2 separate regions of the Mus musculus genome follow, and region 2 is linked to region 1. A link is a loop called in an ENCODE intact Hi-C map of the cell type or tissue named here. Cell type or tissue: heart. All regions are shown on one strand. Each heading gives the region's core, and the rest is flanking DNA. Links, peaks and the distances in the headings are about the cores only.

Evidence for each region. Hi-C counts contacts between places; a loop is a spot of excess contacts. Peaks named below come from ENCODE experiments on the same cell type or tissue, not always from the same donor. Only the 100,000 strongest peaks of a DNase experiment are listed, where the experiment ranks them.
Region 2: a loop joins it to region 1, with 2.5 times the contacts of the local background. A loop is called at or near these places in 29 of 42 quality-filtered maps.

What each region holds. Positions count from the first base shown.
Region 1 is chr7:127,179,642-127,194,696 of GRCm38, reverse strand. It overlaps Cd2bp2 (CD2 cytoplasmic tail binding protein 2), which reads left to right. Exons shown (of 7, transcript NM_027353.4): 5 at 56-494; 6 at 576-682; 7 at 767-3,037. The coding sequence ends at 877. Among named protein-coding and RNA genes, the nearest start is that of Cd2bp2, 8.9 kb to the left of the region's middle. In heart, for the core only: CTCF peaks have their summits at 8,872 (motif pointing right) and 10,668 (motif pointing left); a DNase peak (open chromatin) is centred at 10,606.
Region 2 is chr7:127,129,443-127,144,497 of GRCm38, reverse strand. Spn (sialophorin) reads left to right here and starts at 6,675. Exons shown (of 2, transcript NM_009259.5): 1 at 6,675-6,751; 2 at 7,131-10,804. The coding sequence starts at 7,165. The coding sequence ends at 8,352. In heart, for the core only: no CTCF peak of the experiment used is centred there; no DNase peak of the experiment used is centred there; H3K27ac peaks cover 316 bases.

The sequences.
Region 1 (15,055 bases), core at 4,768-12,767:
GGGCCTGGGCCCTGGTGGAAGTTTGTAAGAAATTCTAATTATCTTTTCCTTGTAGGTGAGGATCAAGGAACGGCCCCCTGATAAGCACCAGGTTTCAGACTCGGAGGAGGAAGACAGCCTGGGTCAGACTCCAATGAGCGCCCAAGCACTCCTGGAGGGACTTTTGGAGTTGTTGTTGCCAAGAGAGACAGTGGCTGGGGCCCTTAGGCGGCTGGGGGCCCGAGGAGGAGGCAAAGGGAGCAACAGCAAGGGGACTGGACGGCCCAATTCCCCCCAGCGGCTAGACCGGCTGTCTGGGTTAGCTGACCAAATGGTGGCACGAGGCAACCTTGGTGTGTACCAGGAAACAAGGGAACGGTTGGCTATGCGACTGAAGGGTTTGGGGTGTCGGGCCCAGGGATCCCATGACCCCACACCTCCACCCTCCCTGGACATGTTTGCTGAGGAAGTAGCAGAGGGTGAACTGGAAACCCCAACCCCTACCCAAAGAGAGGGTAAGTTTGGAGGGCACGGGTGGGGGGCAGTGTGGGCTGGAGACTGAGTGCTTGAGGCCCAAGTATCGTTCATTGTGTTAGAGGCAGAGTCAGCAGGAGATGGCCTGATGGATGTGATGTGGGAGTATAAATGGGAGAACACGGGGGACGCCGAGCTGTATGGACCCTTCACCAGTGCCCAGATGCAGGTGAGCTGCCCCCTGCCGCGTCTGTCCCATCTGTCCAGCCCACCTTCTGTCAGCTTGCCTGAGTTCTGTCCTCTGTTCTTACAGACGTGGGTGAGTGAAGGTTACTTCCCGGATGGTGTTTATTGTCGGAAGCTGGACCCTCCGGGCGGCCAGTTCTACAACTCCAAGCGCATTGATTTTGAGCTGTACACGTGAGCCCGCTAAGGGCCCCATGCGGCACGGCAGCCCCTTCTTTCTTGAACTTGGCAGAGGAAGCCCCAGCTGCTCTGGGCAGTGAGGATATTGGAGGCCACTTTAAAGCCATTGTTTCCCAATAAAAGCCTTGACTGTGCGATGGCCAAGAGCCAGGGCTTCTCCATAGCTCCTTTTGGCTTCACCTGGTAGGTCCCTGAGCGTTTCTTCCCGAGAGACTTCCTCACTTGCTTCTCTCTGGTGTCTTGGACCACCTCAGTTTTTTTTCCCACCCTTGGAGGCAGAGGTAGGGCCCATCAGATGTCCTGTGACTTTCCTACGTAGACAACTTCTACTTGCTGTGTAAAATTCCCTCCATCACTCTTTTCTCCAGTCTCCCTTGCAAGTCCCTGTTCTGCTGATCTTTGACTTTTAGGACCTCAAATGCTCTGTCCTGGCAGCTCCCTTGTAGCTGGGACATTGGGAAGACCTTGAAATCCTATTGAGAGATTCTCTTAAACATGCATTCTCTTCTTCCATAGTCTGATTTTTCTACCCCTCGCCCCCCTGCAGTAGCTTCTGTAGCTTTTAGGTGAAGTATAAACTTGGTAGCACTTCAAGGTTGCTTGAGCCACCATGTGACACAGAGGGGGGCAAAGTGCAGTGGCTTATTGGAGATGCCACAGTAATAGAGAGCTGGCCATGGAGCTAAGTCTCCTGACCTTTTTTGGCATAAAGCTTTTTCTTGCTTGGCCTTTCAGGCATTGTAGTGTACGTTTCCTGGGCTCCCACATCTCGGGCATGGGGCTGGTGCCTCGAGGAAACAGTCGGTCTGGCCCTTCCAGGAATCTGGAGTGCAGTAGAGGGCTGTGGGAGGCAGGCAGGGCCTAAGTTTTCACCCCACCATGCTGCTCTGCTCGCCTCATCTGTCTCCAGGAGGCGCCCCAGGAGCTACAAACTGAGAACTTGGGAAGTAGTTCCTAGGCTCAGCTCGGGCTTGGTGGTGGGTATTTGATGCAGAGACCTCCAACACATCTAACAACTAGACTGGTTCCTGCCAGTCTAGACTGCAGTTGCCTTGACTTCAAGAAGCCCATTAGTAGTAGTAGGACATCTGATGCAGTGAGTCACTGAGACAGCAGAAACCCTCCAGGCATTGGTAAGGTGTTAACTGTTACAGAGGAACTGGCTTTCTGAGGTACCTGGCATCTTGGGACGAGTGAAATCTAGTCAGGTGGCCTGAGTGTTCACAGGTGTTGGGGGATAGATACCCAGGTGTCACTCAGTTCCCTCACGCTTGGCGAGTTCTCCCCTTCTCTGATAACACCAAGGAGGGGGCAGAATAGTGATCCCTGAAGATACCCACATCCTGAGCTGTGTGAATACCACTTTATGAGTTATGTGGCAGAGGGAAAGGGTAAAGTGACATTGAGGTTTTGTTTTGTTTTAATTTTTTGAAATGGGGAAGGGGGTCCTCACTGTGTAGCCCTGACTGGCCTGCTGCCTCCCAAGTGTTGAGACTAACGTCATGCACCATGGCGCTGGGCAAAATTAAGAAATTTTGAGACTGGGAGATTGATTACCTTTGATTATTTGGGCCATTGTAGTCATGGGTCCTTGCTGATCCCTAATGAGAGCAGAGGACTCTGAAAGCTGGAAGTGAGGCGTATGTCTCAGGGTGCAGGTGCCTGGAGAGACGGGAAAAGCAGAAGACAGATTCTTCTCAGACAGGTGCAGTCCCACAGTGATAACCCAGTTAACCCACTTTGTACTGTACCCTCTAGAGTGGTAAGATAATAAATTTGTGTCAAGCTGCTTACATTGTGGTAATTTAATAAAGCACCGGTCGGAAGTGAGTCTGCGCCCAGCTACGCTCTGGAGAGCCACCAGAGTTCCTTGTCTTCCCGGCCAAGCACTCACCTGACCCAACCCTGCTTAGGTTCGGAACTGGGTCTATTCTGGGTGGTAAGACCATGGACTTTGTTAAGCACAAAGCCAGTAATTGTTTGGATGGGTTTTTGTTGTTTTGAGACAGAGTCTCTCTTGGACCCTGGCTGGCCTGGAATTGATTATGTAGACCAGGCTGGTCTTGAATTTAGAGAGACCCATCTGCCTCTGCCTCCCAAGTGCTGGGTAAACTGCCTTCCTCTCCACTTCCTCTCCAGTAATAAAACTACAATGTGCTTTTTTTGTTGTTGTTTTTTTGAGACAGGGTTTCTCTGTGTAGCCCTGGCTATCCTGGAACTCACTTTGTAGACCAGGCTGGCCTCGAACTCAGAAGCTGCCTCTGCCTCCCGAGTGTTGGGATTAAAGGCGTGCGCCACCACCGCCCGGCTACAATGTGCTCTTCTAATAAGGGGGCCGGAGAAATACCTGAGCAGTTAAAAGGGCCCAGGCTTGATTCTCAGTAATTACATGGAGGCTCACAATCAGTCTCACAATTGTCGCCAGGTAACTGTGGGGGAGTCTAATGCTTTCTAGCTCCAGGCACTAGACTACCAGGTGGTTAGACAATACAAAGGCAAGCACTCATACACATGTAAAAAATTGGTTTTAGCCGGGCTGTGGTGCTGCACGCCTTTAATCCCAGCATTTGGGAGGCAGAGGCAGGCCGATTTCTGAGTTCAAGGCCAGCCTGGTCTACAGAGTGAGTTCCAGGACAGCCAGGGCTACACAGTTTTTCGAGACAGGGTTTCTCTGTGTAGCCCTGGCTGTCCTGGCACTCACTTTGTAGACCAGGCTGGCCTCGAACTCAGAAATCCGCCTGCCTCTGCCTCCCAAGTGCTGGGATTAAAGGTGTGCGCCACCATGCCCGGCTTGTTGTTTAATTACATTCATTTCTGTTCTCCAGCAGCTTATATCCAGCCTTATCTCCCACTCGCCCAAAGTTGAGTGGTTATTCCCCCACTGAGTCCACTTTGTGTTGTGCAGCTACTTCTCTTGGGAGTGCAGTGGAACTCGGGCTTGCATCTGCTGGACAGGCACTCTAGCACTGAGGAATAGCCCAGCCCAGTTCTCGGTTTTGTTTTGTGTGTGTTTATGGTAGGGGGAGGGTTTGAGAGAATTAGCTTGGTGGTTGTTTCTCCCACTGAGTCTGTAGCCCAGACTCTGACCAGCACCTAAACTACCTCCCCACAGTGTTAGCCTTAGAGGCAGAGCGCTGAAGACAAAGGAAGCGAGCCAGCTTTTCCCTGTCCAGTTGACAGGGGCAGCCTTCTCAAGGAGACTAAAAGTGAGGGTGCCATGGTTAGGTGGCTCACGTCTGATCTCAGCAGGAGCATCAGAAGTTCAAAGATGTCATAAACTGAAGTTCTCTGGGTGCTGTTTGAATACTGGAATACAGGTGTCTGAACCCAGAGTCTCTTAGAGGGCAATGAAGTGTGTCTTAATGTTTTCCTTGCTGGGATAACGTAGGACCCAAGTAACCTAAGTAAGATATGAGTTAAGGTGGAGGCGCACACCTTTGATCCCAACCAGAGGCAGGAGAATCTCTCGAGTTCAAGATCAGCCTGGTTTATGGAGTGAGTTCCAGGATAGCCAAAAACATACAGAGAAACCCTGTCTCAACTAAAACAAAAAACTAGAAAACCACCATGACCAAAAGCATCATGGGAAAGAAGTTTAGTTCATTGTTAAGCTGACGGGAGCCAGCTGGCAGAAGCAGAGGCAAAGACCGTGGGAGAACGTGGTTTACTGGCCTGCCCGGCTTGCTTTCTGATGGCACCCAGGACCACCAGCTCATACATGGGATACAGTGAGCTGAGCCCTATAGACTTGCCTACAGGCACATCTACAGAGGCTTTTTAATCGAGAGTACCTCTTCCCAGACGACTTAACATAAAACTAACAGCAGCCATTTTTACTCTGTGGAGTATCCTTGTATCTTGGACAAACACACAAGAAAGCCTTAAGATCAAAGCTATAGGTGACAATGTCACATTCAGTACATTGACTTGACTGCTGTCTGTTTCCAAGGAGGTAACAGGAGCCAGGCGAGGCAGGGAGTCTGGACCCTCTGGGTGAGGTAACTCATGAGGACAAGGAGTAGTAGAGTGATGTCCAAACGCTGCTAAAATAAGCCAAATGGGGTGTGGTGGGACACACTGGTTGCAGCACTTGAGGGAAAGCCTGAGTTGCATAGTCACAGGTGTGGTGGCACATGCTTGTGATCCCAGCACACAGGACCAGGAATTCAGTCTCAGTTTACCTAGCAAGTTTAAGGATAGCCTGGGCTACATGAGCTGTCTTAACCCCTCAAACAACAAAAACCCAACTAGACAAAAATGGTTTTATTGAAGAATGTCTGACACACCCTCCATTCCTTCCCACAGGAAGAGGTCTTAGCCTCACAGCATTCATCTGCTGGTTTTGGTTTGTTTGTGTATATGTGTGTGTAGGGGGTTGTTGTCTTTTAAGATTTTACTTGTTTTCATGTTTGCTTGCATGTATGTGTACTGTGTCTGTGTACCATGCCAGACTTGGAGGCCAGGAGACTTGATTGACAGATGTGAGGCACCTGTGAGTGGAGAGCGAACCCAGGGCCTCCTCTGGAGAAGCAATTGCTCCTTACTGCTGAGCTATCTCTCAGGCCGTTTTTTCTTGACAAAAAACTGGCCTCAAACTTTCCACCCTCGCATTTCCTTTGAAGTTCTAGTATCTTTAGATGTGTGACAGTGTCTGACTCCATCTGTTGACTAGATGAGCCTTTTTGCTTTGCCGCTGATCCTAGATTGCAGGCTGTGGCTGTCTACATGAAGTCAAAACCAAGCTGTGTATCTGAAAGTACCCAACTTCTCATGATCCTGAAACCCGATGACTGTCTCAGGTCTGGGTTATAAACAGGTGTGTGCAAAATGGGAGGTGTTGATGCTCTGGGGAGTGTGAAGTCATTTCTGAACTCCCCCTGGAGGACAGGCTGTCCTTGGTCCTTTTGGGGATCAAGGTTATGGTGTTAAACAGGGTTTCAGCAACCCCAGGCCACCACCAATACTTTGGGGCCCTATATACAGTCTACCTACACTCAGCTAATTCCAGCTACTGCCGGCCTCTCCCTACCAAGTCTCTGTTCTTCAGGGGCTTGTCAGGCCTAGACTATCTCTAAGGTAGGACTCCAGCTGCCATACTGCAGGTGCTGGGGCTGTAGAAGCCAGCAGCCTGGGGGTTGCCCCGGGGGATGCCTTGAGCAGTTTCTGTTTTCCTGTTCTGATGCGATCAGTCTTGCTCTGACTTTCCGGTTCCCACCCTCTCCTCTGCCGGCCTCTGCCCTGCAGTTTGCAGTGGCTTCAGGATCCCTGGCTCCAGTGTCCTGCTCTGAGCACATTTATTTCTGCCGCTCCATGCTTGCCAAGTAGCTGAGTTTCTCACCCAGTCCACACTGTCCTTGTTCCGAGTATCAAGCCATCGTTTGGCAAGGAAGACTGGCATTGAGGCATCCCTACACATATTAGTCCCAACTCTTTATTTAATACCGAATTTGCCCATTGTGCTGAGGAAGCAGATGAGATGCGGAGCGGAGCACTGAGGTGAAGCCGCAAGCCCGGTGCCCCTCAGCCTGTGAGTGTTCAAGGACCTCAGTCACTCTGCCTGTCCCTAAAGATTAGTCACGAGATTCAGTGATTTTTTTTTTTAATATTTATTTACTTACTTACTTACTTACTTATTCTATGTAAGTACACTGTAGCTGTCTTCAGACACTCCAGAAGAGGGCATCAGATTTTGTTACGGATGGTTGTGAGCCACCATGTGGTTGCTGGGATTTGAACTCGGGACCTTTGGAAGAGCAGTTGGCGCTCTTAACCGTTGAGCCATCTCACCAGCCTGTGATTTTTTTTTTCTTTATATTTTTGCCCATTTTTTAAAAGCTGTAGTTGGGACTGGCGACATATGCTTATAATCCAGGTGCTCAGATTGAAGCAAGAGGAGGCTCATGAGTTCAAGTCTGGACTGGGGTGTAGCATGAGAGACATGGCTGTGTCTCAAATTAACTATAATTCTTAGAATTAGGTTATCTTCCTCTCACTGAGATATGAGAGACATTTTTATATCCCAGACACAAGGCATGGTCAGATGCTGCTGTTAAGTGTTCTCAGGCAGTAACTTCTCTTTCCTCTTCTTTTCTGAGACAAGTTTATGTCTCCTAGACTGGGCTCCAGCTTGCGTTCCTCTTAGGTCCATCTTCAGATACCGAGTTTACAGGCGTGTGTTATTACACTCAGTTTATGTGGTACTGAGGTACTCAGGGCTCTATGGATGCTGGGGAAACACTTTGCTGTAACACACCCCAGCCCGCTCCTGGAACTTACAGAGATCTGCCTGGCTCTGAGTGCTGGGATTTAAGCGTGCACCCTGCAGTTTCTTTTCAGGTTTAAAAACCAGTACCTCAGCTGGGTGTGGTGGCGCACGCCTTTAATCCCAGCACTCGGGAGGCAGAGGTAGGCGGATTTCTGAGTTCGAGGCCAGCCTGGTCTACAAAGTGAGTGCCAGGACAGCCAGGGCTACACAGAGAAACCCTGTCTCGAAAAACCCAAAAAAAAAAAAAAAAAAAAAAAACAAAACCAGTACCTCCTGTTTTGATTCATGTCTGTCCCTCTCAGCCCCAACCTGATTCTTCCCCTGCTGGGAAGCCCAGGACCTTCAGCATACTGAGGCAACAGGCAAGCTGCACCTGCAACCCTGTCCAATTTCTACCATCACATGGTGCTTGAGAATAGGAGGTGTAGCCAGGCGTGGTGGCGCACACTTTTAATCCCAGCACTTGGGAGGCAGAGGCAGGCAGATTTCTGAGTTCGAGGCCAGCCTGGTCTACAAAGTGAGTTCCAAGACAGCCAAGGCTACACAGAAAAACCCTGTCTCAAAAAACAAAACAAAAAAGAGAATAGGAGGTGTCAGGGGCTGGAGAGTTGGTGCAATGGTTAGAGCCCTGGATGACCTTAGAGAGGGTCTGAGTTCAATTCCTGCACTCACATACAGGTTCACAGCCATCCATAACTTTGGCTCTGGGCACAAGTAACCTGGCCTCCCCAGGCAGCAGGCATACATGTACAACACAGACATACGTTACAGACAAAGCACACACACACACAAAGTAAAAGAGAGAGAGTGGGGGCGCCATCTGAGCAACAGGTTACTAGGTGATTGCTTTTTCCATTTATACAGTTGCTATGCCAACAGTATAGGGTGTTACTGCACAGACCTAAATAGTGTATAACCTGTTACACAGCTGCCGGCTGGATCCTGGGCTGTAGCCCTGTGTATGTGAGTGACTCAATGTCATGGACAAGGGTAAGGGTGTGGGAATATTTATCCCTAAACATAGAGCAGGACCAGTAAAGAGGCCAGGCAAGCTCCTAGAGAAACATGAATGACCTCCAGGACATTTTCAGGACAGTCCGAGACAAAGCCCACTCTTTAGGCTGTGTCTCTCCACAGGCGAACTCGCCCTCTGCATGGATTGACCCAGACAAGCTGGTGACAAGGCAGTTTCAGTCACAGTCACTCCCGTGCTTTTTGTTGTTGTTTTCCCATTTATTTATTTATTTATTGAGACATGCTTTTTCTGTGTGGCCCTGGCTGTCCTGAAACTTGCCCTGTAGACCAAGCAGGCCTCAGACTCAGAGATCCACCTGCCTCTACCTCTTAAGTGCTGGATTAAAGGCCTGCAAATCTATGCCTGGCATTTGTTACTGTTTTGGTTGGTTGGGTGTTTGTTTGTTTGTTTGTTTGTTTTTGAGACAAGGTTTCACTAGCCTTGGTTGACCTAGAACTTGCTGTGTAAACCAGGCTGGCCTTGAACTCACAGAGATTCACCTGCCTCCTTTTGAGTGCTGAGATTAAAGGTGTAAGTTACCAGGCTTGACCTGTCAAGTTTGTTGTTACTTTAAAATGTAATCTTCCGTGTTCAACCCTGTCCCCAAGTTGTATCCTCAGTCAGTGACAGCTGACATGGGCTTGGAGGAATCCTTGGGTTTCCCACTGACATCTCTGAAGTTCTCTCTGGAGGTCAGCAGGGGGCTCTATTCTCTGTGAATACTCATGCAGTGTATGCTAGAGACAGATGGAGGGAGCAAGGCAGTTTTGGGAGACTGGATGTGACCACTATGGTAGACTTGGCTGGAGCCCCTCTGCCACCGACTCTTCTGGGTCCATCTAGATGCGGAGCTTTTGACCCCCTCCCTCCTGGGGGTATGAAGTCTGTGGAGTGGACTATAGGCCCTGGAGATACAGCCAACTGTGAACTGCCATGTAAGTTCTAGGCATCCAACTTGGGTCCTCTGTAAGAACAAGAACTCTTAACCACTGAGCCAACTCTCTTGACAGGATTGTTCCAGAAATTTCCCTAGTGCTCATGTATGTAGACCTATTAATGTGCACTTAGACACATCTGTACACTTTTCACGCACATCTGTTCTGGTGATGAGGAGAAATGTCACCCTCTTAGTAGTTGGAGCGTAGGACCTGCAGGGTGCTTCCTGAGGGAATGACAGGGTAACTGAAGAAAGGGGGTGGATCTAGGGGTTGCTTGGGCCAATAGTTATGCAGCAAGAGGCATAGACCTATTTCAGTTTCTCTGTTGTTTGAGACATGGCTGGCTTCCATTACAGGCAGGTGTCATCCTTTCAGCCTAAATCAGGAAATTCAACCCCCCACCACCACCCCCCTTTTACCAGTGTTACACATGGAACTCAAGGCCTTGTTCATGATCCGACCTTAGCTAGAATATTATCATCTATCAACAAAAAAGTCTATTTGAGGAAGATGACAAGAATGAAGGGGTTTTCCATGGTGTCTGCTCCTTCCTCCCCCCCCCCCCCCCCCCGGTTAACTAGAGAAGTCCTTTGTTCAGGAAGTATTAATAACATAAAATACTAGCATTGGGTTATTTTTTCACATTTTTTGAGATTACAATACAATTACATCATTTCTCCTTTTTGTTTCCTCTCTCCAAATTCCCCCACATACCCTCCCCTTGCTCTCTTTCAAATTCATGGCTGTGTTTTCCTGTAATTCTTGTTATGTATATAACAGATATTCCTAAATACATAAATATAACCCACTCAGTCTGTACACATTACTTGTGTGTATGTTTTCAAGGCTGACCATTTGGGACTGGATAACCAGTTGTGCTCTACCCAGGGTAAGGCTGTTGCTCTGCTCTCTGCATCCTTACTGTTCTTTGTCTAGGGTTGAGGTCTCCTGAGCGCTCCTTCATCCACATTAGCATGTCTGTTGGTGTCCTTGTTCAGATCAGGTTTAGGAAGTCATTTAGAGGAGGAAGGCAAAATAACAATCTAAAAAAGGTCATAAGGAACCAGCCTATTAAGTGCCCAGCTAGGGGCTGGAGAGATGGCTTTCCCAGGACATTCCAAGCCTGATTCATTTTAGGAGCTGTGAATTGGAGATGTTTTCCTCCAGAAGTCCCTTCTTCCTAATCCCCCATGGCTGGCTCCCTTTCTCTGTCAGGTCTCACCTTCTCAGGTCAGCCTATGAGAAAGAGCATTTCCTATCAGCCCCAGTGCTCTACGGTGTCTGCAGCATAAGCTTGTTTAGAATTTGTCTCAGGAGAAGTCAGTTTAGAGACTCACCAGCCCAGGTCTAAGTTCATCCCACAGGGGAGAATGTCCACAGGACAGTTGTCCAGGATATGAGTGAGAATTCTGGGAAAGAAACTGTGTCCGCAAAGACCGACTAACTGATTAGAACTGCTGTGGTTGCAGCTGTATAGCACCGGCTGCGCTTCCTGTGGACTTTGGCTTGATTTCCAGCACCATCAGGCACAGCAGTACATAGCACATTAGGTCCAGGAGATCTGATGCCTCCTGCTGGCCTCCTCAGGCACGGCACATACGTGGTGCATGTTCATACAAGCAGGCAAAACACCCATACACATAAAATTTGGAGGGGAAAAAAAGTAGCACATATCTTTAGTTCCAGAACTCAGAAAGCAGAGGCAGGCAGGTATCTGTGAGTTTGAGTCTTGTCTGCATAGTGAGTTCCAATACATACAGGTACACTTGCTGGTTTGGGGGGTGGGGATGGGGGGTTGGAAGGGCTGCAGCAAGGTGAAAAGATGAGATTTGTTTTGTTTGTTTTGTTTTGTTTGAGACAGGGTTTCTCATTCACTCTGTAGAGCAGGCTAGCCTCGAACTCAGAAATCCACCTGCCTCCCAAGTGCTGGGATTAAAGGCGTGCGCCACCACTGCCTGGTGAGAGATGGAATCTTTAGCGCCTTAAACAGTGACCTTTGCCCAACTCTGTACCAGACTAACATCCTGCGACTAATAGATAAAAACCTTGGGTATCTATTAACTCAGAACACCAACGTCCACAAACCCAAAAGCTAAGAATGGCATCAGATAGCGTCTAGGGCTTCCCCCTTCTGTAACTGCCTCTTTGATGTTTCCACCCATGCATTTTAAACTTGCTTGGATTTGACTTTCTTTGACATGTCACTATAAATGCCACGAATCTGCTTCCATTGGGGACCTGGAACTTGAGGTAATCTAGTCCCATGTTCCTCCAGCCACACTCACTCAATCAAATTCAGCTGTCGAAAAACTATCATTTACTCTCCTAGAGGTGAGAGCTATGTTTTTTTTTTTCTTCTTCTTCTTCTTCTTCTGAAGACATGAAGAAAACTTGCTTCCAGTGTCCAGGACGGATGAAGAGCTGGGCCTATGGATCAGTAGTCCCAGACGCAGGCCTCAGGAGTGGCAGACAGGCAGGAAAAGGGGAGGTTGTTCATGCTCTTTCTTGGGTTAGGTGGAGGAGTTCCAGTCGGGAGGAATGCCACCTTCCAATCCTCTGATGGTCTGGAGGTCCGGCCATGTGGCTGGTAAGTGCCTTTATCCTTGAAGGCCAAAGAGAGCAGACACTTACTGGGCAAGTCTAGGTCACGTTCCAGACAGGACACTGCTCAGGGATCAACAGGTCTAAAGCTGAAGAGAATCCGACCTAAAGACAAAGGCAATGAAAGAGACAGACCTGTTACTTAGACAGAGAGGCCAAGTCTGTTCATCTCTTCCACTTCACAGCAAGGAAGCATTTCTAGTAAAAGTAGCCTTCAGATCCCTGGAAACTGCTTCAGATCCCTGGAAACCGACCCAGGCCACTGTTGGCACCACAGGCCACAGCAGGGATTGTCACTACAACAACGCTAATAAGCTGATTAGGTATTGCCTGGCTCTGCGATGTCCAAAATTAGTACTTAAAAATTACTTTTAGACTTGTTTACCTTATTTTTATATGTATGGGAGCTTTGCCAGAATATGTGTACATGCGCCACATGCATGTCTGGTACTTGTGAGGTCAGAAGAAGGGGTCAGATGCCCTGAAACTAGAGTTATGGATGGTTGTGAGCCATCATGTGGGTGCTGGGATTTGAACCAGAGTCTTCTACAAGAGCAGTGGTTACAATAAGATGGGAGAAGCTTTTACACTGAGCCCAGCTACTTCAGTTGGTGGAGCAAGAGTCTCTTAATCTCAGGGTCATGGGTTCAAGCCCCATGTTGGGTACCATTTATAGAAGTTTGGTCTGGTTCTTCCAGCCCCATGCTCCCAGAAATAAGACTCAGATTCAAAATATATTTACAAATACCTTGGTGATATAGCTAGGCTTTTCTCTGACTAGATCATAACTTAAAAGAACCCACTTATTTTAACCTGCATTCTGCATGTGGCTGGTTACCTGTGCTCAGGTACCATGTGTCTGTCTCATCAAATCTTGGTTGACTCTTCTGTACCTGGCTCTGTCCCAGAATTTTTTTTAAATTTTTTTTAAAGATTTATTTATTATATGTAAGTACACTGTAGCTGTTTTCAGACACACTAGAAGAGGTCACCAGATCTCATTACAGATGGTTGTGAGCTACCACGTGGTTGCTGGGATTTAAACTCAGGATCTTCAGAAGAAGCAGTCAGTGCTCTTAACCCCTGAGCCAGCTCTCTGTTGTTGTCTTCAGATGCACCAGAAGAGGGCGTCAGATCTCATTACTCAGGACCTTTGGAAGAGCAGTCAGTGCTCTTAACCACTGAGCCATCTCTCCAGCCCCTCACCCCCCCCCCCCCGCCTCTCAGATGTCCTTTAATTCTATCCTTTTCTATAGCCCATAGAGTTTGATTTTTAATTTTTTTCAATTTATTTTATGTATGAGTACACTGTAACTGTATTTAGACACACCAGAGAAGGGCATTGGATCCCATTACAGATGATTGTGAGCCATGTGGGTACTGGGAATTGAACTCAGCACCTCTGGAAGAGCAGTCAGTGCCCTTAACTGCTGAGCCATCTCCCTACCCCCAACCATGTTTTTAATTGACAAATGATGCACCCATACAATATGCACAGTACTCTCTCTCCATCATCTCTCCATCATCTCTCCTGCTCTCCCACCCCCTAATTAGTGATTCTTAAGTCATCTGAAATAAAGTGAAACTGGAGATTTATTTAGTAACAAGATCATCTTCCCTCCTCCTCGTCACCCCCCCCCCCTTTCTTTTTTTTCCTGACACAGGATTTCTCTGTAGCCCTCACTGTCCTGGAACTGGCTCAGTAGACCAGACTGGCCTTGAACTCACAGAGCTCTCTTCCTCTCTGGAGTTGGGATTAAAGGCATGCACCACCACCACACAGCCAGTTTCTTCGTTTTTGACTTGATAACTCACACCAGTCTCCCTTCTGAAGCCAGTCTCAGGAAACTGGAGGTTGAGCATAGAGCCAAGGACTACTGAGAGTGCTTCCTCAGGCTTGGTTGTGCATCTGTGACTCTGAGAGTGCTTCCTCAGGCTTGGGTGTGCATCTGTGACTCTGAGAGTGCTTTCTCAGGCTTGGGTGTGTATCTGTGAATGTGTGTATTTTTGTTTATGTCAACTCTGTCACCAGCTGTTTCCTGTGGGTGCTAAATTACAAATGACACTTTTGTGGTTTTGCTGGCTTGGGGTGTGGTTCTTGCATTGGGCTGGCACTAACTCGATGTTTAGACCAGAGATGAAAGCATTTGGCCTAGTGAGCATCTTCTAGGATGTGTCTCCCATCCTTTCTCCTTCCATTTCCTCGGTTCTCTCTTGCTAGTACATTTATAAGTTGGTTCTTGGCCTGATCTGCTGTGACTCTGTAGAGAAGAACTCAGAACTTCAGGAATGGATTCTTTCCTCCCACTGGAATCCTGGGATGGAACTCAGGTTGTAAGACTTGCGTGAATTCCAGGCTTAGGCTTGGAGAGATTCAGCCATCCTTGTGCCCACACTTCCCTTCCCGCTAGTAGAACAGATCCATTCAGACGACTACAGGACCCTGTCGGGTAGCAGAGGAATTACTACAGAGCGATTGGAGCCCATGAATGACACAGGAGTTGCTTCTTTGCCACCACATAACATGTTCATCAAGAGAAGTAGTCTGAAGGTGGACATGGTAGCACACGCCCTTCATCCCAGACCTGCTGAGGCAGGCGCAGGCCTGTGAAGTAGAGGTCAGCCTGGTCTGTAGAGCAAGTTCCAGGATAGCTACGGAGAGACTATTTCCAAAAACCTACACCAAACACAAGAGTGTGTGCAGGGAGGAATCTGGGTTGTTTTCAAGGCTATAACTATTGGAGCTTTGTTAGGTCTTGACAGTGCAGATTCACCTAAGATAATAGAGTTCTCTCTCTCTCTCTCTCTCTCTCTCTCTCTCTCTCTCTCTTTCTCTCATTGGTTTTTTGAGAGAGGGTTTCTTATGTAGCCCTGGCTGTCCTGGACCTAGCTCTGTAAACCAGGTTGGTCTCAAACTTAGAGGTCTGACTGCCTCTGCCTCCCAAGTGTGATTTAAGGCATGCCATGATGGCCTGCCTATCTGTCTGTCTATCTATCTATCTATCTATCTATCTATCTATCTATCTATCTATCTATTTTGTCTTCCATTCTTACTTGTGTGTGGGGGGGTTCTATTTTTGGGTAGTTCCTTGACTTTTTGTATTAACGCTTTGAGTAATTAGTATTATATTTTTGATTTCTAACAATCCAATCTACTATTCTTTTTAAAACTTTGTTTATTTATGTATTTATTTAATGTGTGTGTGTGTGTGTGTGTGTGTGTGTGCGCGCACACACTCTTATATGCATGTGTACCTAAGTGGGGACAGAGGCTGAGGTAGTTGGAGTGAGAATGGTCTTCATGGGCTCATATATTTGAATGTATTGTCTGCAGTTGGTGGCACTGTTTTGGAAGGA
Region 2 (15,055 bases), core at 2,995-10,994, 48 kb after region 1:
TTAAGGTGAGGTGGAAAGGCCTACCCTGGAAGCAAGCTTCAACAGTTCCGTTGCCTTGGGTCCTGAGCTGTACAAAAGGCAGAAGGAAGGAAGGAAGGAAGGAAGGAAGGAAGGAAGGAAGGAAGGAAGGAAGAGAGCAGGAACCCTGGGCCTTCAGCTTCCTGCCTATGGATTCAAGGTGAGCAGTGCTCTCAAGCTCCAGCTGTCAAGACCCCCACCACAGTGGACCCAGCTGTAAGTAGGGAACAGCCTTTTCTCCCTTGGGATGGTGCTTTGCTTTGGTTGGGGAATGGTGCTTTGGCTGGGGGATGGTGTTTTGGTTGGGGGAATGGTGCTTTGGCTGGGGGTCATGACAAGAAAAGTAACTGATGCTCACTCAGCCAGAGCTTCTTCCACTAACCCCCCTCTGTCCCCTCTACCTCTGTCTCTCTCCCTTTCTTAAGAGATGTGTTCTTGCCAGGCAGTGGTGGCGCACGCCTTTAATCCCAGCACTTGGGAGGCAGAGGCAGGTGGATTTCTGAGTTCGAGGCCAGCCTGGTCTACACAGTGAGTTCCAGGACAGCCAGGGCTACACAGAGAAACCCTGTCTCAAAAAACGAGAGAGAGAGAGAGAGAGAGAGAGAGAGAGAGAGAGAGAGAGAGAGAGATGCTTTTAGTCCAGGTTGGGCTCAAGTGACCATGCTGCTCCAGCCTTGAAAGTGGCTAGGACCATAGGTCTGAGCCACTGCACCTGACACACATGTATGTGGAGGTCAGAGGACAACCTCAGGTGTCATTCTTCAGGTACCATCCACCTTTTGTTTGATGCAGGGTCTCTCACTGGCCCGGAGCTTGCTGGAGTAGGTTAGGCTGGCAGGTATCAGAATGTCTTGCTGTGCCCAGGGCTGGGGTTGTAGGCATACCCTCTCACTCCTTGCTTGGTTTTTGTTGTGTTTTGTTTTTAATGCATGGATTCTGAGGATGAACTTAGGGCCTGATGTTTGTAAGGCAAGCAAGCTGTCCTCTGAACTCATGCCTGACACTTCATTTGTTTTCTCTTCTTTCTTTCTTGTTTTTAGATTCACTTTTCTACTTGTTTCTTTTTTGAGACAGGGTCTCAAGTATGTAACCTTGGCTGGTCTGAATCGAGTTCACTGTGCAGACCAAGCTGATCTTAAACTCATAGATATCTGCCTGCCCAGCCTCCCAAGCACTGGGATTAAAGGCATGTATCACCATGCCTGATCTCACTTTATTTTAAAGTATGTGTCTGTGCCTATGTGTGCATGTGAGCAGAGGTGCCCACAGAGGCCAGAGGCATCAGATCAGCTGACGCTGGAGTTACAGGCCTCCAGATAGGGATGCTGGGGCCAAACTCAAGCACAAAGTCTTAACTGCAGAGGCATCTTTCCAATCCCACTTCCTATGTTTTAATGGTTGACCTAATACACAGCTTTGAGTCCTTATGGCATTTCTATCAGAGGTCGTTGATATAAGTTTGTCCTATTATTGTTAAGTTTGGATATTTGGTTAAGGTGGTATCTGCTAGATATTTTTCCACCCTAAAGTTCCTAGCTTCCCTTTTTAAAATCAGTCTGTTTAGGACTGGAGAGATAGCTTAAAGATAAAAAGTGCCTGCTGTTCTTGCACAGGACCCTGTTCAGTTCCCAGTGCCATATCTAGCAGCTCACAACAGCCTGCGATTCTGATCTCAGAGGACCCGAAGCCTCTCTGCTCTTCGGGTGTCTGCACTGGTGTGCACACACCTGCATATAGACACACACTCATCATACACATAGCTTTTGTTTTGTTTTGTTTTTAAAGATTTGTTTGTTTACTTTATGAGTACACTGTAGCTGTCTTCATGCACACCAAAAGAGGGCATCAGATCCCGTTTCAGAAGGTTGTGAGTCACCGTGTGGTTCCTGGGAATTGAACTCAGGACCTCTGAAAGAGCAGTCAGTGCTCTTAACTGCTGAGCCATCTCTCCAGCCCCTTGTTTTGTTTTTTGAGATAGGGTTTCTCTGTGTAGCCCTGGCTGTCCTGGAACTTGCCCAAATGCAGTGGCAGCTCGTTAACTTCTCCTTGTGCCTTGTTTAGTGTAGCTAGGCTTGCTGCAGGGTGTTGGGGAAGGAGGCAGACTGCTCTGGGCCTGGCTGATGGGTGTGGCCCTGCCCCCACATCTCAGTCTCCTCATGGTCTCCCTACTGTGAGCCTTGCCTCCTGATGCCAGCTTTCTCAGCCAGGCCATGTCTGTCAGAGCCTGGATTCACTCTTTTCCTCTCTGCTGTCCCCAGAGTCAAGGGTGACTGATATTCAACAGACATTGATAATGCCCTCGTTCAACTCCATCAGCCCCAGTTTGTTTGAAATGACTATTTTGCCAAACATAATTTTTTGCCTTAGTAATTTTTTTCTCTCTAAAGTTGGGTACCTTTGTTATCTTCGAACATTTTCCCCTATATTCTACACATTTTGTAAAAAAAAAAAAATATTTTATATGTATGAGTGTTTTCCTTGTATATGTACCAGGTGCATGCCTGGTGCCAGAGGTCAGAAGAGGGTCCCACCTCATAGGATTTATAAATGGTCTTGAGCTACCACATGTACGCTGGGAATGGAACCCGAATCCTCTGCAAGAGTAGCCAGTGCTCTTGGTCTCTGAGCCATCTCTCCACCCCTGTATTTTATCCCCTTATTAAAAAAAAAAGACAAAAAACTGTAAAAGATTTGTTTTGTGTTGCTGGTGTGTATGTACATGCACAACTGGCAGATGTTAGAAAGGGGCAGGCGGGCTGCCGTGTGAGCTCAAGCGACTGAACCAGGGTCTGTCCAAGAGCAGCAACTGCCTCACTCTCTAAGCCTTCTCAGGCCTAGTCCTACAGTCTTAAAACATTTTTTCCATCTCTAATTAACAGTTGCTAATTCTTTGCAGCTGGTTGATTTTCTGTTGACAGTGGTATAAGAAACACACACCCAACAGTGGGGTGCTATCCCCCCATCTTCCCATACTTCCATTCTATCCCTTCTTTCCTCCCCCCATTCTTCACTCCATTCTCTCCCTCCTTTCCTCCTCCCCCATCTCTTTTTTCTTTGTTTGTTTTTGTTGTGTTTTGTTCTGTTTTTTTCGAGACTTGTTTCTCTGTATAGCTCTGGATGTTCTGGAACTCACTCTGTAGACCAGGCTGGCCTCGAACTCAGAAATCTGCCTGCCTCTGCCTCCTGAGTGCTGGGATAAAAGGCGTGTGCCACCACGCCTGGCCCCATCTCTTCATCTCTTTCCTGTTTGCTCTCTCTGACCCCTCCCCACTTCCCCCACCTCTACTCCTGGCTGCCCCACCCTGCTCCCCCACACCCTGCCCCACCCACTTCCTCCCATCCCCACTCCTTTTGCTCCCCTGCCTCCCACCCCCATTCTCTCTCTTCTTTTTGAGACAGGGTCTCATGCATTACACCATGGCCTTGAAGTTACTATGTAGTTAAGATTGACTTGAACTCTTGATTCTCCGACCTTTCCCCCCACCCCCCGACCCCATGGGAGGACTATAGTTTCCTCCATCACCCCCAGTCTTCCTTGTTGAAACAATACATGGCTGGAGAGATGTCTCTGTGGTTAAGAGCACTGGCTGTCCTTCTGGAGGACCCAGGTTTAATCCCACCACAAACATCTAAAGTTCCAGGGACATCTGATGCCCTCTTCTGGCCTCCTTCAGCCAGCACCACGTGCACACAGCACACAGACATTCATGTCAGCAGGACACCCAGACATATTTTAAAAAAACAAAACAACATAATCACAGAGAAATAATCAGGGCTGGGCTGGGGATATAGCTGAGCTGGCTGAGAAGGTCTGGGTTCCATCCCCAGCACCACTTAAACTGGGGTAGGTGACTGCCACCCCCAAAATGCCAGAGCCAAAGGCAGGAGACTCAGGTCATCCTCAGATACAGATTGAGCCTGGAATACACAAACCTTATGTAAACAAACAAACAAACAAACAAACAAATGCCCCCAAATACAGAACATAAAAATATGGAGGAAAGAAAACCAAGAGCATTTCCTGAGCTTTGTTTTAATCAGGAAACTTGGGATACTACGTGAACACTGTTCCTCAAGAGAGATGACTTCTGCTGCGATGCGTGCCATGACCTATCAGGCAGTTGTGCAGAGATGCTCTGAACTAACATTCCGTCAGTGCACAGTGGGATGCGGAGCCTGCACACCCAGCCACAGGGACAGGAGTCTCAGCTGCTGCTGAGTATGTCACTGGTTTTGTTGTTGTTTTATTGAGACAGGATTTCTCTGTAGAGCCCAGGCTGTCCTGGGTCTCACTCTGTAGACCAGGCTGGCTCACACACAAAGCACCCACATAGATCTACTCCCACTTACTTGGGAAAGTGCTGGGATTAAAAGTGTGTGCTGCTAGGCTTAAATTTTTTATTTTTATTTTTAAAGTTTCAGCCTCTATAGGGCTGAGATCACAGCATGTGCTGCTATGCCTGGTTGCTATAGGTAACCTTTCTTATTATGTGAGCCTCTCTGTTGACTGTTGGAAGAGGCAACCCAGGGGGTCGAAGCAACCCCCACCCATGCTTGCTGGGTGTGTCTAGAATGCCAGGCCCCCATCGCTGTCCCCCAAGCCATTTCTAGCATGGGTTACAGTATACAAGCTGTACTTTGCTAAAGGGACACAGAGTAGCTTGCTTACTTGTGCTATAAATGAAGCACCTTACTGCAAGCCTGGTATTCCTGGGTGGACCTACTGTGTGCAGGATGGAAATCCGGGCCATTTAGTGTTTCCCAGGACTCTGAAGTAAAGAATGACCAGGCAAACGAATGTGTGTGCTGCCTGCTGGCCTGTGAGCTATGCCCTGCTTCTGACCTGGATCTATAGCTAGATTAACTCAGTACTCGATGGCTACAGTCCAAGTCCAGACTCTGTCAGCAACCTGCTTTAGTCCTTTTGTTGTTGTTATAGAATTTGGGCTTATTGAGAGATTTTAAGATACTTTAAATTTCTTTCCTGTTTTGGAGATTTAAAAATATAGATCTGCAGGATCTAGGGTTAAGAGAAAGAAAAGTGTTCAGAAATAAAGACACGCCTGCGAGTGTGGGTGTGGGCCCCTCAAAGGAGAGTCACCCTGCTTCTCTTTCTTTATCATTCACAAAGCTGTTTTTACAGATAAAAACCAGTTATGAATTTTTAAAAGGAAAAGCTCTGAAACAGACATATACCATAAGAATCCGTTTCCTTAATCAAGTCAGGTGACAAGTTATTCAGAGAAGGATCACATAGATCTCCTTACTTGGGGCTTGGGGATGGCTCCGTGCGGCTCTGTGAGGTTCCATGCGGCTCGGTGTAGAGCACTTACTCAAGCAGCACTGAGGCCCTGGGATAAATCTGCATAAAACACCCCACTCAGCTAAAGACTTTTTGTTACTTTCTTTCTTAAAGATTTATTTTATTTATATGAGTACACGGTAGCAGTTTTCACACACACCCAGAAGAGGGCATCAGATCCCATTACAGATGGTTGTGAGTCACCATGTGGTTGCTGGGAATTGAACTCAGAACCTCTAGAGGAACAGTCAGTGCTCTTAACCACTGAGCCATCTCTCCAGCCCATGGTTAATTTTTTAATATAGGTCTTTCTAGAAGTTTTCTTTTCTTTTTTTTTTAATATTTATTTATTTATTGTATGTAAGTACACTGTAGCTGTCTTCAGACACTCCAGAAGAGGGCATCAGATTTCGTTAGGGATGGTTGTGAGTCACCATGTGGTTGCTGGGATTTGAACTCGGGACCTTCGGAAGAGCAGTCGGCGCTCTTAACCACTGAGCCACCATCTCACCAGCCCTAGAAGTTTTCTTTTTTAAATAAATCTATTATTATTATTATTATTATTATTATTATTATTATTATGAACAACTCTGTAGACCAGGCTGGCCTCGAACTCACAGAGATCCACATACCTCTGCTTCCTGAGTCCTGGGATTAAAGGTGTGCTCCACCACACCTGGCCGTTAAGTAAATCTTAATTTATTTTCATATTTGTATATGAGTACCTGTCTGTACCTATGTGGGTTGGTGCCCTTGGAGGCCAGAAGAGGACGTTGGATCCTCTGGATTATGGGGTGGTCGTGAGCCACCAAGCTGGAACTGAACAGGTCTCCTTCAAGGGCTCCAAACCTTTCAGCCATCGCTCTAGCTCTCCTAGTTCTCTAAGACCATAGCATGTGCAATGTTAGTACTAGCTTAAACTGGGGGCCACAGGAGTGACCTCAATTCCCTGTGGCTCTGGCAGGGTTCAGCAGCCCTAAAAACCTTTCAGGACCACGAGCAGAGTTGAGAGGTTTTCCCCGGCCCTGCAGCTTTCTTGGAGCTCTTCGGCAGGAAGTGCACCCACAGTCTCAGGGTCTCAGGTTCTGGCCAAACAGCTTGAGGAGCAAGGGAGGGAAAGGAAACGGTTCTCCCCTCCATATCTTCCACTCCACCCCTACTCCCCATCACTCATCTCTGACACTTGGACTCCAGTGAAAACCTAAGAATTCCCGTCTGGACCCCGAGCATCCTTTCATGCCTCCACTGAACCCTTGGGTCCCCACAAGCAACTATGGGAGTAGGAATGGGTGGGGCAGGATGCAGGGGTGGAGTGGGTGGAGCCAAGACCCACTTCCTTTCCCCCTGGGGCTCAGTCTGCCCCAGTCCTGACCAAGCCTCAGGAAGAACTGGAGGTACTTGCCCTGGCCCTGTGCCTTAACCATTAATCTGGTAAGAGGGTATGATCTTGCTGGGTACGGGGGTGGGGATGCTCAGAGGATGAAGGAATGTACCTATAGTTTGAAAAGATGAATAGGGTGAGGGGGTAAGGGAGTCCAGAGCCACGGGCTGGAACAATGAATGAAGGCCAGGGGGACATGGCTGCTCTGGAGTCTGAGCTGCCAAGGCCAGGGTGGGAGTCACTGGCGCCATCTGTTCCCCTGTTGTCTCTGATAATAGTGAAAGCAAGAATGGAAAAACAAAACAAAACAAAAAAAAAACGTTAAACCACAAGATGGGCTTGGCAGTTGGCAGGGAAGTGGGCAGAAGGAGTGGGGCTGGCCAAGTTTCCCTCCCCAACCGCGTTCTTCTGTAACTTCCCTACATTCAGGTCCCAACTCCTGCTCCTGCCTGTCCCTCTGGAGATGGCCTTGCACCTTCTCCTCCTCTTTGGGGCATGCTGGGTCCAGGTGGCGAGCCCAGACAGTCTGCAGAGGACGACGATGCTACCATCTACCCCACATATCACAGCTCCAAGTACCTCTGAAGCCCAGAATGCCAGCCCATCAGTTTCTGTGGGGTCAGGGACAGTGGACTCGAAGGAGACCATCAGCCCCTGGGGGCAGACCACAATCCCAGTTTCTTTGACCCCCTTGGAAACTACTGAATTGTCTTCTTTGGAGACTTCTGCTGGTGCCAGCATGAGCACCCCTGTACCTGAGCCTACTGCCTCTCAGGAAGTTTCCAGCAAGACATCAGCACTGCTTCCAGAACCATCAAATGTAGCCAGTGACCCTCCTGTCACTGCAGCCAATCCTGTGACAGACGGACCTGCAGCCAATCCTGTGACAGACGGAACTGCAGCATCTACATCTATCTCTAAAGGAACCAGTGCACCCCCCACCACTGTGACAACAAGCTCTAACGAGACCAGTGGACCCTCTGTGGCTACAACAGTAAGCTCCAAGACCAGTGGTCCCCCTGTCACCACAGCTACTGGGTCTCTGGGGCCCTCGAGTGAGATGCATGGACTCCCTGCTACCACAGCAACCAGTTCTGTGGAGAGTTCCAGTGTGGCCCGTGGCACCTCAGTTTCCAGCAGAAAAACATCCACGACGTCTACCCAAGATCCCATAACCACCAGGTCACCAAGCCAAGAATCAAGTGGCATGTTACTGGTGCCCATGCTTATTGCCTTGGTGGTGGTTTTGGCCCTCGTGGCGCTACTGCTGTTGTGGCGCCAGAGGCAAAAGCGGAGGACTGGGGCCCTGACCCTGAGCGGAGGAGGAAAACGAAATGGGGTGGTGGATGCCTGGGCTGGGCCAGCCCGGGTTCCTGATGAAGAGGCCACAACCACATCAGGGGCAGGGGGCAACAAGGGCTCTGAGGTACTGGAGACAGAAGGCTCCGGGCAGAGACCCACGCTCACTACGTTCTTCAGCAGACGGAAGTCTCGCCAGGGCTCTTTAGTACTAGAAGAGCTGAAGCCTGGGTCGGGTCCCAACCTGAAGGGGGAGGAAGAGCCGCTTGTGGGCAGTGAGGATGAAGCTGTGGAAACCCCAACTTCTGACGGTCCACAAGCCAAAGATGAGGCCGCACCTCAATCTCTATGAGCAACAGGTATTCATCCAATCTGCTCCTTAGCCCCGGATCCTGCTGTTAGCTGCCGCACACTCTGCATTTGTGAATATTTGTGGACCAAATCCGTCCATCCATCCATCCATACATTCATTTCCTTCCCCCCACCCCCCGCAACCCCCCAGCCCCGCTGTCTCCCACCTCCCCTTCCTCTGTGCTTTCTTTGGAACCAATTGCTGAATCACCATGAGGATGATCTTAGTGGACCCACATTTTCCCCGAGGATCCCCCTTGGAATTCTGGGATCCCAACAGGCCAGAAAACTCCCTAGGATGAAGCTGTGAAGCCCATGCACTCACATCCTTCTCAGCAGGGGCCCCTTCAGGAATGCCTCTCAACTACCATTTGCTTTGGGGCCAGCTTAGAGCCTGGATGGCAACATCCAGCTTGCTCTTGGGTGAACTGTGACCTGTGACTTTTCCCAGAGCACTCTGATTTGGGGCTGGCTGGAAGCTGCTGGTGGGAGCCTGCCAGAGATCCATCACTTCTCCTTGGGTTAGGGATGCGGAGAGTTCCTGGCTGGTGGTGTAGGTGTAGGTGGTATAGTCCCGCACCTACTGTGTCCACTCAGAAGTATGGTTTGTGTGCAAGATAGGACAATTTAGGTGATGGCTGCAAACAGTACTGGTGAATATAGACCATGGGAGAAAGCAGGGCAGGTGCTGGTGAGTTCCAAAAGGAGGGACCCAGGAGCTGTACCCTGTCTGCTGAAGACCTAAGTGTGTCTGCAGCCCCCAGAAGAATGCAAATGTGATGGGGACTAAATGTGCCATCAAGTGTGCGTTCTTCAGCTAAGCTGCCATATCCTTCCCTCAGAGGCTCCCTCACACCAGCTCTCACCACGCCCACACCGTGCACACACCAGTAGGCACACATGCAAGATCGGGAGAGGAGTCAGCCAAGTGCGGTGACTGGGTGGCACAAACCCCTGGTGTTGATGCTTTTCTCTACAGGCTCAGTTGTCTGTTTCCTCTTCCACCCCAAGGCTGAAGTCTTTCCCTTGTCGCAGGGTAATAAGAGAGAGTTAAATGAAAGACAGGCCCAAGGGGTGGGACATGGTTGCCAGAGAGTCCCTAAGGGTCTGAGGTACAGAGAGGGGACAGGTCACAATTGTGCTGCCTCTGACCCCGCCAGCCCAGGCACGTGGTCCAAAGGTGGTTGCTGGAGGAGATGTGCAAGAGGAAGCTGTTGAGTCAGAGGGCGCTGCCCTTGAGAACAGACTGACCTACAGAAAGAGATGTGTGCGTGCGATTGTGTGTGACCTGGATGGGAAAGGGGAAGGTGGGAGGGAGGGGATGAGGAATGGAAAGGGACATGGACCAGTTGCTACCACATCAAGCTGCCATCGTTCCCTCCTCGAGTCTGTGGGGAAGAGGGAAGGACTGAGCTGGGCACACCTGGGCCACACTGAACCCATTTCTACTGCTCACTAGGCGCTGTGTGGGCCAGCTACAACAGAGATGGCTCGAGTGAGTTGCCAGTGGCCCTTAAGGGACACAGCAACTGTTGTGGTTGTTTTTGCCAAACTGTGTGTCCTGATTTCAGGCTCAGAAGAAAATATCGCTAAGTTGAGAGGTCAATGGCTTGTTTCACTGCCACTTCTAAGGTGTTTCAGGCTGTCAGGTGCATGGAGGAAGACAAGGAAATGGGGTAGAGATGGTGGCTAGCACCCAACAGGACCTCAGCCCAGACAGGGTCAGATGTTCTGGGTGCTAAGTGGAATGACAGACAAAAGTGTCCACAAGAGGAACAAAACTAGGAAGTGGTTGGTATTCTACCTCTGAAGGAAGACAAGGAAGCTGAACGCTTGTCCCGGATCTTGGCCACATCTCTCTTCCCAGTGACTCCGGTGCCTGGCAGGCAGCAAGCACTCAGTGCATGTCCCCATGAATGAATGTATGTATGTATGTATGGATGGATGGATGGATGGATGAATGAATGAGGCATTGGCAGATAGCAGGGGAAGGCACTTAACACAAAGACTAGTAATGCAAAGTATGTAAGTGGAGCAGAGATCATGGTGGACACAGACAGGTGGACAGGTGTCCTTCAGCTCGGGAGAGAGAAAGCCCAGTGAGTAACAGATACGGAAAAGGCAAAAATAGAAGAAGGAGGAGGAGGAGGAGAAAAAGCAGGCAAACAGAAAACAGGGAGATGTAAAACAGTTTCAACTCCATCAGTTATGAAACCATAGCTTGTGTTTGTGACATCCTGGCCTCGTCTTCAGAAATGTGTAATGACCTCAGAAATGCCTGTGGCTGACGTGGGGTCGGGAAAATTAAATGATCTGTAAATACATCTGTAAGAAGCTACATCCTGCGTGTTTAGTGTGGTCCTCCTAAACGTGGGGAATTTAAGTGTGATTTTTCACCTTAGTTTTCTGTGTTTTACACAATAAATGTCTCTAATTTCACAGTTATGAAAAACATTGGTGAGGGGGCTGGGAAATGGCTTCTTGATTAGAGCACTGCTGTTCTTCCAGGCTCTGTTCCCAGCACCTTAAGCGGCAGCTCCCAACTGTCTGCAGCTCCAGTTCCAGGAGATCCAATGGCCTCTTACGACCTTCAAGGGCACCAGGTATTCATGTGGTTACAAATACATACATGTGGGCAAGATACCCATACGCATAAAAATAAGTAAATCTTTTAAAAATTGGTAAACAGATGTTTCTTAGAGAGCCACGGAGGGTATGGTTGGAAGAGAGCTGTGGAGACAGTGTCAGAAGGCTTGAGTTGTCTTCTGAGTGTTGGGATGGAATGGGTGGGGCATCCCATCTGTCCCACAGAGCCACTGTGGAGAGTCAGTGCCATTCTTCCTCCCGTTGCCAGGCAACATGTCTAAAGACATCCTCAAACTTCCCAGTGCTTGCTTGCTTCTCTGGTCCTAAGTCCGTGACTCTCCCACTAGTCGGTCCCTTCTCCCCATGGTCCTTTCTTCAGGTCTCATTTTGCCTGTGCTTTCCTGAGATCCTTGCATAACCCCACCCCCATGTTCTGTTTTATTTCTGTTTGTTCTCCTCCTCCTCCCCCTTTCTCCTCTTTCTCTTCTTCTAGTTTTGGTCTTTTGTTTTGCAGTTTTTCTTCTTGTTGTTTGTTTGTTTGTTCATTTTTTTATTTTAAGACATGAAGCCTGGGATGTCCAACTGACCTGGAACTGCTGGCCTGTCTCCCTCTGGCTCCCAAGTGCTGGGATTACAGGTGTGCACCACCATAGCCAGCTATTATTTCCTTTGTTTTAAGAAGGAAAGGTTTATTCTGGATTACTTATTTTTCTTTGTTTGAGACAGGCAGGGTCTTACCATTAGCCCAGATGTCTTGAGACTCACTCTCCTCCAATGTCAGCCTTCTAAGTGTTGGGAGTACAGGAGTATTCAGCTATGCCTGGACAAATTTTTATTCTATTTTGCACTGGTATGCATTAATTATTCAGTTTTGTGAGGTACATATATATCATTGATATCAGTATATGCACAACGCTGAGTAATCACATCAGAATGATTAACTTGCCTGTCCACTCAGATACTTATTTGTGACAAAGTGTTCAAAATTTTTTCTTTGAGTCATTTTAAAACATAAACCATGAGCCAGCCCTGGTAACACAAGCCTGTTGCTCCTGGAACTTGGGAAGTGTTACAGAAGGGTCAGGAGCTTGAGGCCATCCTGGGCTACATGAGAACCTGTCTCAATATCAACATCTGAAACCCAAATAGTTCAACAGCTAAATAGTCACAGGGCTGAAAGATGGCTCAGCCAGCCAGGTGGTGGGGGCACCTGCCTTTAATCCCAGCACTCAGAGGCAGAGACAGGCAACTCTCTGAGTTCAAGGACAACCAGGTCTACAGAATGAGTTCCAGAGCAGCCAGGGTTGTTACAAAGACAAAGCCCATCTCAAAAAAAAAAAAAAAGGATGGCGGGGTAAGGGGGGAGGAAATGGCTCAGTGCTTGAGAGCACTGGCTGCTCTTCAGAGGTCCTGAGTTCAATTCTCAGCAACCACATGGTGGCTCACAACCATCTGTAATGGGATTCGGATACCCTCTTCTGGAATGTCTGAAGACAGCGACAATGTACTCACATATATAAAATAAAGTTAATAAAAAAACAAAACAAAACACCTAAAAATCCTGGGGTGCGTGGCGCTGGAAAGATGACTCACTGGTAAATGCAGTGGCTGCTCCTCCAGGACGTGGGTTCAATTCCCAGAAGCTCAGAACCTCACAACTGTGTGTAACGCCAGGTCCAGGGGATCGGACACCCTCACACATGCATGCAGACAAAACACCATTGCACATAAAATACAAATTAATATACTAAAACCATCTTGGTCTACACAGCAAGTTCCAGGGTGGGAAGGGCTACATAGTGAGACCCTGTTTCAAACAAAAAACAAACTCACAAAGCATTTTTCCTGGTTGAGTTTGGCATCCAGGGTCCCTGCAGCCAGCCATCATGAGCTGCCCCTGAGCAGGCAGTAAGGGTCTCCATATCAGGACTCAGAGGGCCCAGTGCTCCAGGTCAGAGCACCTTGGGATCCTGTGTAATGCTTGGGGAATGAGGCCAGGCTGGGGTGAGCCTCGAGCCTCGAGGACAGGCAGCATCCTTTAGGTATCTTTCCCTGGTAGGATCTCCTTCTCAGGGAAGGGAAAGGCAGGGGCCTCTGCTGGCCTGTCAGGGTCAGGGCTGGAAAACCCGTGGGTTCTGTGATTTGGGATTTCATCATTTCTTTTTCCCTTAAGTTTCTGGTTGCTTTAACTGATTCCATGTGTGTGTGTGTGTGTGTGTGTGTGTGTGTGTGTGTGTGTGTGTGTGTATCTGGTTGCTTTAACTAATTCTCTCTGTATGTGCATGTGATGAGTGTGTGTCTGGTTGCTTTAATTAATTTTCTGTTTGTGCATGTGTGTGAGTGTGTAGGTCTGTGTGTGTCTGTATGTCTATATATCTGTATGTATAGAATAGAAAAGGGCATAAGATCTCTTGGGGCTCGAGTGATAGGCAGTTGTGAGGTACTCCACGTGGGCGCTAAGACCTGAACTCTGGTCCCAAGTCTTCACCACCGAGCCATCTCTCTGGCTTTCCAAGCTCAGCTTATTTCATGTGGTCCTGGGGATGGAACTCAGGTCCCCTCATGCCTATGCATCTAGAACCTTAGCACCCAAGCCATCTCCTCCTACTTTTAAATTTCTTTTAACCTATAAACTTTATCGTCAGAACTGACTACATTCATGATATCATCATCGCTTTGAGCTGTCCTGTGGATCGCATTCTTACATGCATCAAAACTCACACTGTGAGCTAGAGAGATGGTTCAGCCGTTAAGAACATATTCTGCTCTGCAGAGGACCCAAGTTCGGTTCCTACACCCATGTCAGGTGACTACAACCATCTGTGACTCTAGCCCATGGGGACTCAATACCTGGAACCTCTTATGGGCACAGCACTCGTATACACTCCCTAACACAGATGCACACAACACAAATACACTGCATTTTAAATAATGAAAATAAATCTTACCAGGCATGGTAGTGCATACCTTTAACCCTAGCACTTGGGAGTCAGAGACAGGTAGATCTCTGAGTTTGAGCCTGGTGTACAGAGTCAGTTCCAGGACATCCATGGCTGTTACACAGAATAACTCATCTTTTTGAGATGCAAAAAAACCAAACACAACCAACCAGACAAAAAGATCATGGTTATGGGACTTGGGAGCACTTGCCTAGTATCTGCATTCTGGATTCTACTGTCAGCTCTGAGAATGAAGGGAAGAGTGGGAGGGAGAGGGAGGGAATCACAGCTTCAAATAAGCTTTATTCTCCAGAGAGAAGATCTGGATAGGAGGTTTTACAAAATTCCACACGAGAAGCTGCCAGTGCGTAGCTATGAGAGCTCCATTCTCCTAACAATGAGTATAGTTATTTCTCTTTTTGCTCCCATTGGTGATCCTGAGTGTTTATTCAGTGGGGGTAGGCAAAGCCTAGGATGGAGACAGGGCTCCCTGGGACAGGGATGGAGGGTCTCTGTCAGCTCTGACCCACCATGCTCAGACTGTATGGCGGGGGACAGATCTCCCACTGTTAACAAGCAAGAAAGGAATGTGATCACATTATTCTAAAATACCAAAGTAGAAACTAAGTTAGGAGAAACTGGTTCTTTAGGACTGCACAGTGGGTAGGAGCCTGAGGTGAGCCACCTAGTGTTCTCAACAGCGAGTTACAAGTAGGCCTGTGTTTCCAGCTCTCTTCCTATGGTTTGTGACATCAAGACAGGCTGGCTGCACCTTGGCCAAGATCCCAGTGAAAACAGAACCAATCGTTAGCCAAGAGAGCCACCTGCTTGCCTTTGCGTTTGTACAGGCTCTGCCCAAAACCAGCCCACTGCCAGTTGTCCCCACAGTACACTCGTGTGACTTCTCACCAGACTCCTCCTCAACCATGAAGCTCTGACTCAAATGTCAGTCCTTAGTGAAGTTGTCCCTTTGCCCTGCCCCCTCCTCAGACAGACTGTCTACACTCCTACAGCACCTTCTGTGATGGCGCAAATGACTAGGCTGTATGGTTTTTTGGTTTTTAATTTGTTGGTTTGTTTTGGGGGACAGTTTAATATGACCAAGGAATGGCTTTGAACTCACTATATAGCAAGGGATGACCTTAAAATCTCTCTCTCTCTCTCTCTCTCTCTCTCTCT